2 separate regions of the Mus musculus genome follow, and region 2 is linked to region 1. The links are chromatin loops, found by intact Hi-C in ENCODE. Cell type or tissue: heart. All regions are shown on one strand. Links, peaks and the distances in the headings refer to the core of each region. The heading gives the core; the rest is flanking DNA. Region 1 holds the start of Polr2g (polymerase (RNA) II (DNA directed) polypeptide G). Region 2 holds the start of Ubxn1 (UBX domain protein 1).

What was found. Hi-C counts contacts between places; a loop is a spot of excess contacts. Peaks named below come from ENCODE experiments on the same cell type or tissue, not always from the same donor. Only the 100,000 strongest peaks of a DNase experiment are listed, where the experiment ranks them.
Region 2: a loop joins it to region 1, with 4 times the contacts of the local background. A loop is called at or near these places in 1 of 42 quality-filtered maps.

What each region holds. Positions count from the first base shown.
Region 1 is chr19:8,796,873-8,802,247 of GRCm38, reverse strand. Polr2g (polymerase (RNA) II (DNA directed) polypeptide G) reads left to right here and starts at 3,691. Exons shown (of 8, transcript NM_026329.2): 1 at 3,691-3,789; 2 at 3,915-4,024; 3 at 4,853-5,012. The coding sequence starts at 3,778. In heart, for the core only: a CTCF peak has its summit at 3,134; a DNase peak (open chromatin) is centred at 3,657; H3K4me3 peaks cover 2,016 bases; H3K27ac peaks cover 1,541 bases.
Region 2 is chr19:8,869,077-8,874,451 of GRCm38, reverse strand. Ubxn1 (UBX domain protein 1) reads right to left here and starts at 2,904. Exons shown (of 9, transcript NM_001362044.1): 1 at 2,696-2,904; 2 at 2,540-2,593; 3 at 2,338-2,444; 4 at 2,165-2,234; 5 at 747-938; 6 at 606-657; 7 at 197-313. The coding sequence starts at 2,754. In heart, for the core only: no CTCF peak of the experiment used is centred there; a DNase peak (open chromatin) is centred at 2,961; H3K4me3 peaks cover 2,134 bases; H3K27ac peaks cover 2,002 bases.

The sequences.
Region 1 (5,375 bases), core at 165-5,164:
GGGTGGGGCGAGGTTGGCAGTAACGCAGTGTATTCGGGAGTATACAGCCTGTTTCTGCTGCGGACTACCTAGAAGGAGAACTATAACAAAATGGTGTGATAACCTGTAGGCCCACGTCTAGACCAAGCTCTGCCGAAACAGTGGGCAGTAAGCCACACCTCCCAAAAGTGCAGTTCACTCTTGCAGATCTGGTCCTCGAAAATTACAGGATGCGCCACTAGTTCAGGCTCAGTAGTGGTGTTAGTAACTACCTCTAACTCTATGAAGATGATGGACTGTTCTCTAGGCAAGCCCTAGTAAGGACAGAAATGGGACAGAGTCTAAGGATATCTGTGTTGTTAAAATCTTTTCCCTGAGGGGGGCTGCGATCGGAATGTAAAGTCAATAAGTAGAGAAAACAAAACAAAACAAAAAACTCTTCTGTAAGGTCCCAATGATAAACCAAGGTACTATGCCACTAGTACCTTGGGCCCCTGAGAACTTATTGGCCTTTCTTACAGAGCCTAGGTGAGGGGTTACTTACAGGAGTGTGGGTGAGCCACTTCAGAAGTCCCTGGCTAAAGGGTTTACCCAGCATAATGTTCCTGTAGCCATATAGATGGAGCTCCCTCCCTAAGTCATTCTCCACCTATAGAATTCTGGGTATATATATATATATATATATATATATATATATATATATATATATATATATATATATATATATATATATATATGTATATCAATCAGGTAATATATGTAATATATATATTACACACACACCCAGCCCTGGAGATCCTGGGGTCATGTGCAATTAGGGAACTGGTTGAGGGAAGTGACTGGATACTCAAGTGAGGGTCTCATGACCCTCCACAGCCCCTCATCCTATAAGGGAAAGTCAACAGTCAGCAAGCACAGCTGAGGTGGTCTTCTGCCTGCAGACCCAGCTAAAGTTCTGAGGAGGATGGTAGTTTGCCTCCAAAGATAGTCCTGTTTGGTCCCATAATACACATGTGGTTGTGCATGTCCACAATATGTTCAGGAGGTAGAAGACAGAGCATCGGAACTTCAAGGCCAGCCGGAACAACAAACTTTCAGCACAGCCTGGACAGCATAAAACCCAAGTGTAGGTGATGTGCTCTTTTAATCCCAACACTTGGGAAATAGAGGCAGGCAGATCTCTGAGAGTTTAAAGTCAACCTGGTCAATATAGTGAGTTCTAGGCCACCAGAGCTGCACCATGAGTCCCTGGAAATAGTTCCACGAATGGAGTTTTGTTTATTTTTTCAATTGAGCTACTTCTTGTTTGCTTGAGAGGATTTCCACATGTAGCACAGGTTGTCTTGGAACTTAGAGTGCTCCTGCCAATGTCTCACCAGCAGGAGCTATAGGCAGGTCAATGGTGACCAGTATTGAAGAAACATTTCCCCCACCCTGTACCTTCTCCTTTTTTTTTTTCCTTTAAAATGACAAGCCCTCACTTAACACAGGCTGTCCTCATATTTGCTCTTGTATCCAAGGATGACCTAACACTCCTGAGCTTCTCTCTATTATCTGAGTCCTGATAATATCTTAGTATCTTAGTATCTTGTCTATATTGTCCAGAAATCAGCAGTTCAGTTTATTGGTTAGCAGCAGCAGCTGGATCCACTCGCAAACACTTCATGGATACACCAGCAGTCCAGTTTGGGAGAGTCAGGATAGCAAACATGAATCAGTAGCAGTGGAACGACCTAGCAGAGACAGCCAGGCCTCAGCCTTGGCACAAGTCAGCAGGTGGGACCAGGAGGAACACTACGAAAAGTTCTAGGCTGTGCCTCTCTCAGGGATGAGATAAGCAGACTTGAGACCTACAAGCATTGCATAGCTAGCTCTAGAAGCAAGCCTAGCTCAGCCTCTATCACCATCCACTGAGTCCTACTTATACTCTCTCCAAACATCACATGTTCTCCATGAGTCTTGACGCAGCACATGCGTCTGTCTTACCTGACATCACTCTGCCAATCAGCCCAAGTCCGAAGAAGCAGCAAGAAACTGCAGCACACCACCAAAAGTTTTTTGGTGCATTTCTCCCTATGGAGTCCTGACAAATTCAACTCAACTGTGCAATGGAAGGCAGGCCAATACATGCCAGTTTTTAGCAAAGAATCCTTTATCACGTGTCCTTTCATGTGCTTGCTTTAGCAGTACATCTCTCTCCTGTGTCTGCTTCAACTAAATGTTCCTTCATGAGTCTGCCTTACTCTTTCACCTGTGTCCACTTCAGGAAAACACTCCTTCACGTGTTAGCTCCAGCAAAATACCTTCCAACACAACTGACAAACCTTAAGCTTCCACTTTACCCAGGACTTCAAAAGAAAAGGCAAGAGAATTGTTAAAAGTTCAAGGCAAGCTTCCTCTACAAAACAAATTCCAGGCCGTCCATGGCTACATAATAAAACCCTGTCCCTCAAATAGAAAAGAAAGTAAGCCTAGTGCATGCCTGCAGACATAATCTTTTTGTTTGTTTGCTGTCTTTTTGGGGTTTTTTTGTTTTGTTTTGTTTTTTAAGACAGCCTTGTTTATGTGCCCCTGGCTGTCCTGGAACTCACTCTGTAGACCAGGCTGGCCTCAAACTCAGAAATTCACTTGTCTCTGCCTTCCAAGTGCTGGGATTAAAGGCGTGCGCCATCATGCCCAGCTAAGTGATTTCTTTTTAATTATGTGTACTTAATAATGTATGCTACCTATGTGTGAGTATGAGCCTATGAGTACTGGTACCTTCTGAGGCTACGAGAAGATTTCAGGTCCCCTTAGAGCTGGAGTTGTGAAATGCTAGTGTTAGTAACTGAACTCAGGTCCTCTTTGAGAGCTTTATTTTTATTTACATGTAAAAAAAAAAAAAACCGTTATTCTTATTTTATATGTGTGAGTGTTCTGGCTACAGCTATGTCTGTTCACCACAAGGGTGCTGTGTTCATGGAGGCCAGAGGGCACTGGATCCCCTGGGATTGAAGTATAGATAGAGAGTTGAGTCAGCATGCTTGTGCTGGGAATCAAACCTGGATCCTTTGGAAGAACAATCATATCCCCAGCTGCCTAGCCTTTCTTTTTATTTTACAAGCATGGGTGTTCTGCCTGTATGTGTGTTTGGGTACCACTCACATGCAGTGCTGAAGGAAGCCAGAAGAGGATGTCAGCTCTCCCTGAGCTGGAGTTACAAAGAAGAGTGTGAGCTACCCTGTGGGTGCTGGGAATTAAATCCTGGACCTCTGCAAGAGGAGCAAGTGCTCTTAAGGACTGAGCTATTTCTTCAGCCCCCAAATTAAATAATAATAATTTTTTGGTTTTTTTTAAATATGTGTAAATGTTTTACAGGGTTGTATACACAGCCCAGGTTACCCTGGAACTCACTTTGTAGCTGTGGCTTAGCCTTAAGTTTAGAGATCTGTTTGCCACGGCTGGGTTTAAGGGCATGTGGTAAAAGTCAGACCTAAAATAACTCACATTTTTTGGTTGGTTTTGGTTTTGGTTTTGGTTTTGGTTTTGGTTTTGGTTTTAGTTTTGGCTTTGGTTCTTCGAGGCCGGGTTTTTCTCTGTAATCCCGGCTGTCCTAGAATTTGCTTTAAGTAGGAGGGGAGTATGAACGGTGGTGGGCAGGCCTGAGGGGCGGGGCTTCATGTATCCCCGCCCATGACGTTAAGACTCAATCAGCGCTGCGGAAGCGACCGCAGAGAAGTGGTGGGACTTCTGCAAGTGCTTCCGGAGAGGTCTCTGCGTGGGAAGTTCTGGGCGCTGCGGGCCAAGCTTCTGCAGAAGATGTTTTATCACGTGAGCTGGATGCGGGGTAACTGTGAGGGGCAGTCACAGGAGGATCCTGGAGGCCCGGAAGGGCCGACAGGTCGCCTCCTGTCCTCAATGTGGCTGGCTGAGTCTCCATCTTCCTTTCTCTGCAGATTTCCCTGGAGCACGAGATCCTCCTGCACCCACGATACTTCGGTCCAAACTTGCTCAACACGGTGAAGCAGAAGCTGTTTACCGAGGTGGAGGGGACCTGCACTGGGAAGTGAGTTTCTGCTTCACAGAGAGGTCTGCTGAATGCACGCACAATGGCGCTAGTCTCTAACCTCTTCTTAACTCCTTCTGTCAGGGCTTGTCGCTTACTCTGAGGAACCCTTTCACCCCTCCAGGCACCTGAAGCAGCCAGTTTTTGCCTGTTTTAGACACTCTGAAAAGCTACTAAAGAAAATTTTCTTCCCTTATGTGAGATAAGACCGTTATTATGCAAATGTTTTTGAGTTTTGAGATGGCCTCACTATGTGGACCAAGCTGGGCTCTAATTCAGAGATCTGCCTGCCACTGAGTGCTGACATTAAAGGCTTTCATCACAATTCTCTGACTCGTTTGTGGTTTTTGAAAGACCTGTCTCAGCTTTGACCCTGGCAAGTCCTCCTGCCTTAGCCTACATGGTACTGAGAGAATAGGTGTATGTCAGCATATCTAGGCCTTCTTGGGCATTTACTGTACCATCATGAGAGCATCATTTAATATTTCATGTGCTAAGCTGGTCGGGGGTGGCGCATGCCTTTAATTCCAGCACTTGGGAGGCAGAGGCAGGTGGATTTCTGAGTTCAAGGCCAGCCTGGTCTAAAGAGTGAGTTCCAGGACAGCCAGCGCTACACAGAGAAACTCTGTCTCGAAAAAACATATATATGTGTGTGTGTGTGTGTGTGTGTGTGTATATATATATATATATATTTAGGTGCTAATCTGTGTCCTGTCTCTTCTTGATCAATGAACCATCTGAACAGAGGTTCTTTCACACAGAGACTCTTATTGCTGGTGGCTTTTCAGAGGCTCTTCACATAGCTGTCTTCTTTCATTTTTCATGCAGATATGGCTTTGTAATTGCTGTCACCACCATCGACAATATTGGTGCTGGTGTGATCCAGCCAGGCCGAGGTTTTGTTCTTTATCCAGTGAAATACAAAGCTATTGTTTTCCGGCCCTTTAAAGGTGAAGTGGTGGATGCTGTGGTCACTCAGGTCAACAAGGTAAGAGTATTATTCATAGAAAGGTTATGGGGTATTTCCTAAGGTGAGGGTTCAGTCCCTAGTCCACTTACTAGTTGCCTTAAGTCTTTTGTTGTTGTTAAGATTCATTTTATCTTAGTTTTTTGGTTTTTCTTTTCTGGTTTTAGGGTTTTCTTTTTTCTTTTCTTTTCTTTTCTTTTCTTTTTTTTTTTTTTTTTTTTTTTTTTTTGAGACAGGGTTTCTCTGTGTAGCCCTGGCTCTCCTGGAACTCACTCTGTAGACCAGGCTGGCCTCGAACTCAGAAATCCACCTGCCTCTGCCTCTCAAGTTAAAGGCATGTGCCACCACTACCCAGCAGGTTTTTTGTTTGTTTGTTTGGTTGGT
Region 2 (5,375 bases), core at 164-5,163, 72 kb before region 1:
AAGTAAGGATTTAAATAAGATGGGCAGGTGAAATTTGATCTTTCCAAAGAGTAGAGGAGATAGGATTTCAAAAGTCATGTACAAAGAAGGGAGAGATTTGGCAAAGGGGACTTAAGCGTGAACAGCTCTGGGCTGTCTGGCACTTTATAAGCCAACACGGGATTCCAGAAGCAAGACGGTCACTTGAAAACAGTACCTGTATACGACACTGGTCATACTCCCGCTTAGTAGGGGGCTCCTGGCTGGGAGAAGAAGGAACAGGACCTGGGTCTGTTGCTGGTGGGGATGACCGAGAACCCACACTACCACCATACTGAAAGACAAAATGGAACACTACCTCAGAGGGAGCACACTAGTCTAGCATGTATAAAGGGTCACCCTCCAGTACATGGGCCAAACACACACACACACACACACACACACACACAGAGGTTTGGCAGTTCACAGCTTTTAGTTAGAGTACTTGGAAGGCTGACGCAGGAGAATACTATGAGTCTGACACTAGTCTGGGCTAGAGTAAAATTGCCTCAAAAAAATCATGCTAAGCACACTTTAAGGAAATTAACCCACATACTCCACTATACCCAGACTTTCTAATCACCCACCTTCTTGGCTCTCTCTGCTTTGTCCCTTTCAATTTTTTCTCGAACCCTTTGTCTAGAATAGAGACAGGAAGAAAATAGGTCAGACATGGACAAGGCAAATCTTCATTTCTTTCCCAATTAGCGACCAATGAGACTTCAGACCTGGCAGCTAACTCTTCAGCCTTTTCCCTCCTGCGCTCCTCCGCAGCCCGGCGCATCTCATCTTCCTGCAGTTTCTGTCGTGCAACTGACAGCTCTTGCCCTTGTCTCCTCCGCTGCTTTTCTCGTTCTAAAGCTTCTCGCTCCTCTCTTTCTTCACGTTCCCGCTGCTTTTGTGCCACAAGTTCCAACATTCTGTTTTGCAGAGAAGAAAGAGGTAAAGTTGGACATGGAGTGGGAAGGTGAGTTTAGACTGAGAAATTAACAAAATAAGGGAATACGGGCTCCAAGACAGAGGAAAGGAAACAAAACCAAAACAGTAATATAAAGAGGACAAGCAGGGCCAGACCTGGTGACACACGCCTTTAATCCCAGCACTTGGAAGGCAGAGGCAGGCAGATTTCTGAGTTCGAGGCCAGCCTGGTCTACAGAGTTAGTTCCAGGACAGCCAGGACTATACAAAGAAACCCTATCTTGAAAAACCAAAGAGGACAAGCTAGGTGGTAGCAGTGCACGCCTTTATTCTCAGTGTTCAGAAGGCAGAGACAGGTAAATCTCAAGTTTGAGGCCAGCCTGGTCTACAGAGCCAGTTCCAGGACAGTCAGGGATAGAGACTCTTGGCTTGAAGAAAAAAAAAAAAACAGAACAAAGCCAAAAAAAAAAAAAAAAAAGTGTAGTTTAAAGGTAGAGCACAATATATCATGCATAGACCCTTGTGGGTTTTTCTTTCTTTCTTTCTTTTTTTTTTTTTTTGGTTTTTCTGTTTAGCCCTGGCTGTCCTGGAGCTCACCTTGTAGACCAGGCTGGCCTCGAACTCAGAAATCCGCCTGCCTCTGCCTCCGAGTGCTGGGATTAAAGGCGTGCACCACCACGCCCAGCGTGGGTTTTTCTTATTGTTGTTGTTGGTTTTGTTTTTAAAGAAAGGGCATAGTGATGCATATCTATAATCCCTGCATTTGCAAAGGAGAGGCAAGAGAGTTGGGATTTCAGGGGAATCTGCAGCCACACAGGAGTTTGAGACCAGTCCTGAGCTATGTGAGATGTTTCCTGGTGACTTGCAGCACACCCTCAAAACCGGAAAGGTCAGGTTCTATGATCAGACTTGTTTGTATTTGAGAGGAAGGAAGATGACCCATGACCCTTGGTAAAGTGTGTCACTGGGCTATGGTGGCCCAGGCCTGTAATCCCAGCACTAGAAGAATGTGGCTTCGAATTTAGCCTAGGCCGCATACGGGGTTCCAGCGCAGCCTGAGGTACACAGCTGGACTGCGTCTCAAAAAAATAATGCAAGGCACAGTGAAGGCCACATCTCAGCACTCTGGAGGCGGAGGCAGGAGGATCCGGAGTTCAGCCTGGGCAAGAGTTAGGCAGACTCCAAACAAAACACACACACACACACACACACTGAACTTGCCAGTCACCTCTTGGTCTGTTCTTGTCTCTCCTCTTCAGTCAAAATGGGTCTGCTTTCTCCAGCAGCAGACCCAGAGCCTGCAAACAAGCAACCAGGATTAGTATTTAGAATAAGATCATTCTGATTTTCTCGGGGCCCTTTCAAGGTCTCTAGAATCACAAGATGTCTCCCAGTCAGGACCTTCAGGGCCAACTTGCTCTGAGGGCGTGGGTTCTCGTCCCAGGACATGGCTGAGGGGAGTCTCCAGAGGCTCATCCACATCGGGGTCGTCTTCATGCTCCATCAGCCTGCGCGGAGAAAGTAGGCAGGGGTTGGTTAGCCTGGAGGCCACCTTGCCCAGCGGCTCCCAAACTCCCGCCACCCGTGCGGGTCGCCCGCTCACCAATCCATCGCAGCCTCGATGCCCTGGTTCCCTGTGAGGGCCAGAGCCTTCTCCCTGGGGGCAGAAACACCGTGAATAGCGCCCACCAGCCATGGTGACAGTCAGGCCGGCCAGGCCCGCGGCCTCCCACCACCGGCTAGGGGGAGGCTCCCTTACGCGCGTCCCCTGGGAAAGCCCATCTCGATGAGGCTCTCCAGAGCCGTCAGCTCCGCCATGGCGCCCGCCTCCGCCTCCGCGGGGACCTGCGGGGACCAGAAGGAAGACCGCAAGGGTCAGCCCGGGGCGACTCCGCCCGCGACGCCGCCCTCCCGGCGCTCGCTAACTCACGGGGCGGGAGACCCAGGGACGAGGGGGGAGTAGACAGTGAGTGGGGAGAGCGGAGGGGAAGCGGAAGTGCCCGGTCTGTTTGTGTCACGTGGAGGCAGGGTGGACGGGTGCCGAAGAGAGCCAGAAATGTCCTTCCTGGTGGGCGGGGACTTTGAGGAGGGACAACTGACAGGAAGGAGACCCACCCACGGGGAAGAAGCTCCAGACAGGCTTGAGCCGGTTTGCAGGCTTTTAGGATTCTAAAAGAGAGCCTGGCTATGGATCGGCGGGTAAAAGCACCTGCCTTCAAGCCTAATTATGTGAGTTCGATTCCTAAGACCCACGAGGTTGAGCACAGAGGAAAAAGGATTCCTGTTAGTTGTCCTCTGACCTAAGCACACGAGTCGGGGCGTTCATGATAAACAGTAAAAGTTTATCTCTCTCTCCCTCTCTTTCTGTCTTTCTCTCTCTTTCTTTCCTTTTGGTGTTTTGAGACAGGATTTCTCTGCATAGTCCTGGCTGTCCTGGAACTCGCGCTGTAGACCAGGCTGGCCTGCAATCCAATGAGATCCACTTGCCTCTGCCTCCGGAGCGCAGTACTGGGATCAGAGTGTGTCGCCACCACCTCCTTGCATTTTTTAATTTTCCGTTTTCTCTTTTACTTCTCTTTCTGTCTTTTGGCACCAAGACCAGACAGGCCTCAAACTCAGAAAAATCTGCCTGCCTCAGTCTTCCAAGTGCCAGGACTAAAGTTGTGTGCCACCACACCCATCGGTGATGTATGTAAAAGAAGTTGGGAGGAGAATAACTCTTATATATATTATTAGTAAGTTATTTATCAGAGTCTAGGGAGTAGGTCTAGTGGTGATTTGGTCTAGCATGCTTGAGTCTATGTTCATCATCATTGTTATCACTGTCTTTGTTTTTTGAGACAAGATCTCATTATGAAGCCTTGGCTGTTCTGGAACTTTCTAAATGGATCTGGCTTTAGAGACTGATCTCAAACTCAAATATCAGTCTGCCTCTGCCATCCAGAGTGCAGGGATCAAAGGCCAGAAACATCTTGCCCAGCTATCTTTTTTTTTTTTTTTTTTTTTTTTTTTTTTTTCGTTTTTGGTTTTTCGAGACAGGGTTTCTCTGTGTAGCCCTGGCTGTCCTGGAACTCACTTTGTAGATGAGGCTGGCCTCGAACTCAGAAATCCACCTGCCTCTGCCTCCTGAGTGATGGGATTAAAGGGGTGTCTCACCACGCCTGGCTTGCCCAGCTATCTTAAAACCTTTCTTTTTTTAAAAAAAGATTTATATTTATTCCATGTAAGTACACTGTAGCTATTTTCAGACACACCAGAAGAGGGCATCAGGTCTCATTGCATATGTTTGCGAGCCACCATATGGTTGCTGGGATTTGAACTCGGGACCTTCGGAAGAGCAGCCAGTGCTCTTAACCACTGAGCCGCCCTTAAATTAAATCTTGATTTCAGAATACCCTGGTCTCTATGAGACCTCAAAAACCCAAATCTTAGGCCTTTGAGATGGTTCAGTTGGTAAGACACCTGAGCTGGATCTCTGCAACCCTCGTTGGAAGACGAGAACCTGCTTCTCCACGTAGTACTTTTGTCCCCTGACGCTTAACCAACAAGGATGACATGCAGGCTCCACTTCCATCATACGTCAATAAATGTGATCATAACTAAAAGGAAAAATGAGGCTGGATGTGGTAGTGCACACCTTTGATCCCAGTACTTGGGTGACAAAGGCAGTTGAACTCTGAGCTCAAGGCCGTATGGTCTACAGAGGGAATTCCAGGACAGTCAGATTCACATAGTAAGACCCTGTCTCCCATCTATCCCCTCTCCCAAAACAACTTTTGAAATCAAGGTGTACAGCAGTGTTTATCAGGAGCCATAGATAATTCATACTTGGACCTGCTCACACTGTTGAAGGGGATCTATTGCCAAAGGGATCTTGGTGCACGGTTTTAGTTTGAGAGCAGGATAAGTGATAGTGACAGTGATACTTGGCTGGACAGTATGTACGTGCTAGTGTTGCTGTGCAATGTCTTGTCCAGCTACTCTGTACATGATATAAAACAGGCCTTGGTCCTCTGGGCTTGCAGTACCGGCTCTCTGCCCAAAATGTCCTGACTCTTCCCTCACCTTAGGTAGCTCTATAGCATTTCTCATTTCTTTAGACTACCGAGCTTTGATCGCCTACATGGCTCTTTTTTTCTCTTCATCGGTTTTTCAAGACAGGATTTTTCTGTGTATCCCTGGCTGGCCTTGAATTTAGAGAGATCTACCTATTTCTGCTTTCCAAGCGTTGGGATTAAAGGGGTGAGCCACCACCACCTGCGCTTTTTTTGTTTATTTTTCTTCTACTGCCAGGATCTTCTGCGCTCATATGCAGCCCCAGTTGGCTGTTCTGCTTGGGCTAACCCAGGTCATGGCAGTTCTGCTCAGGCTAACCTGGGTCATGGCAGTTCTGCTTGGGCTAACCTGGGTCATGGCGGTTCTGCTCAGGCTAACCTGGG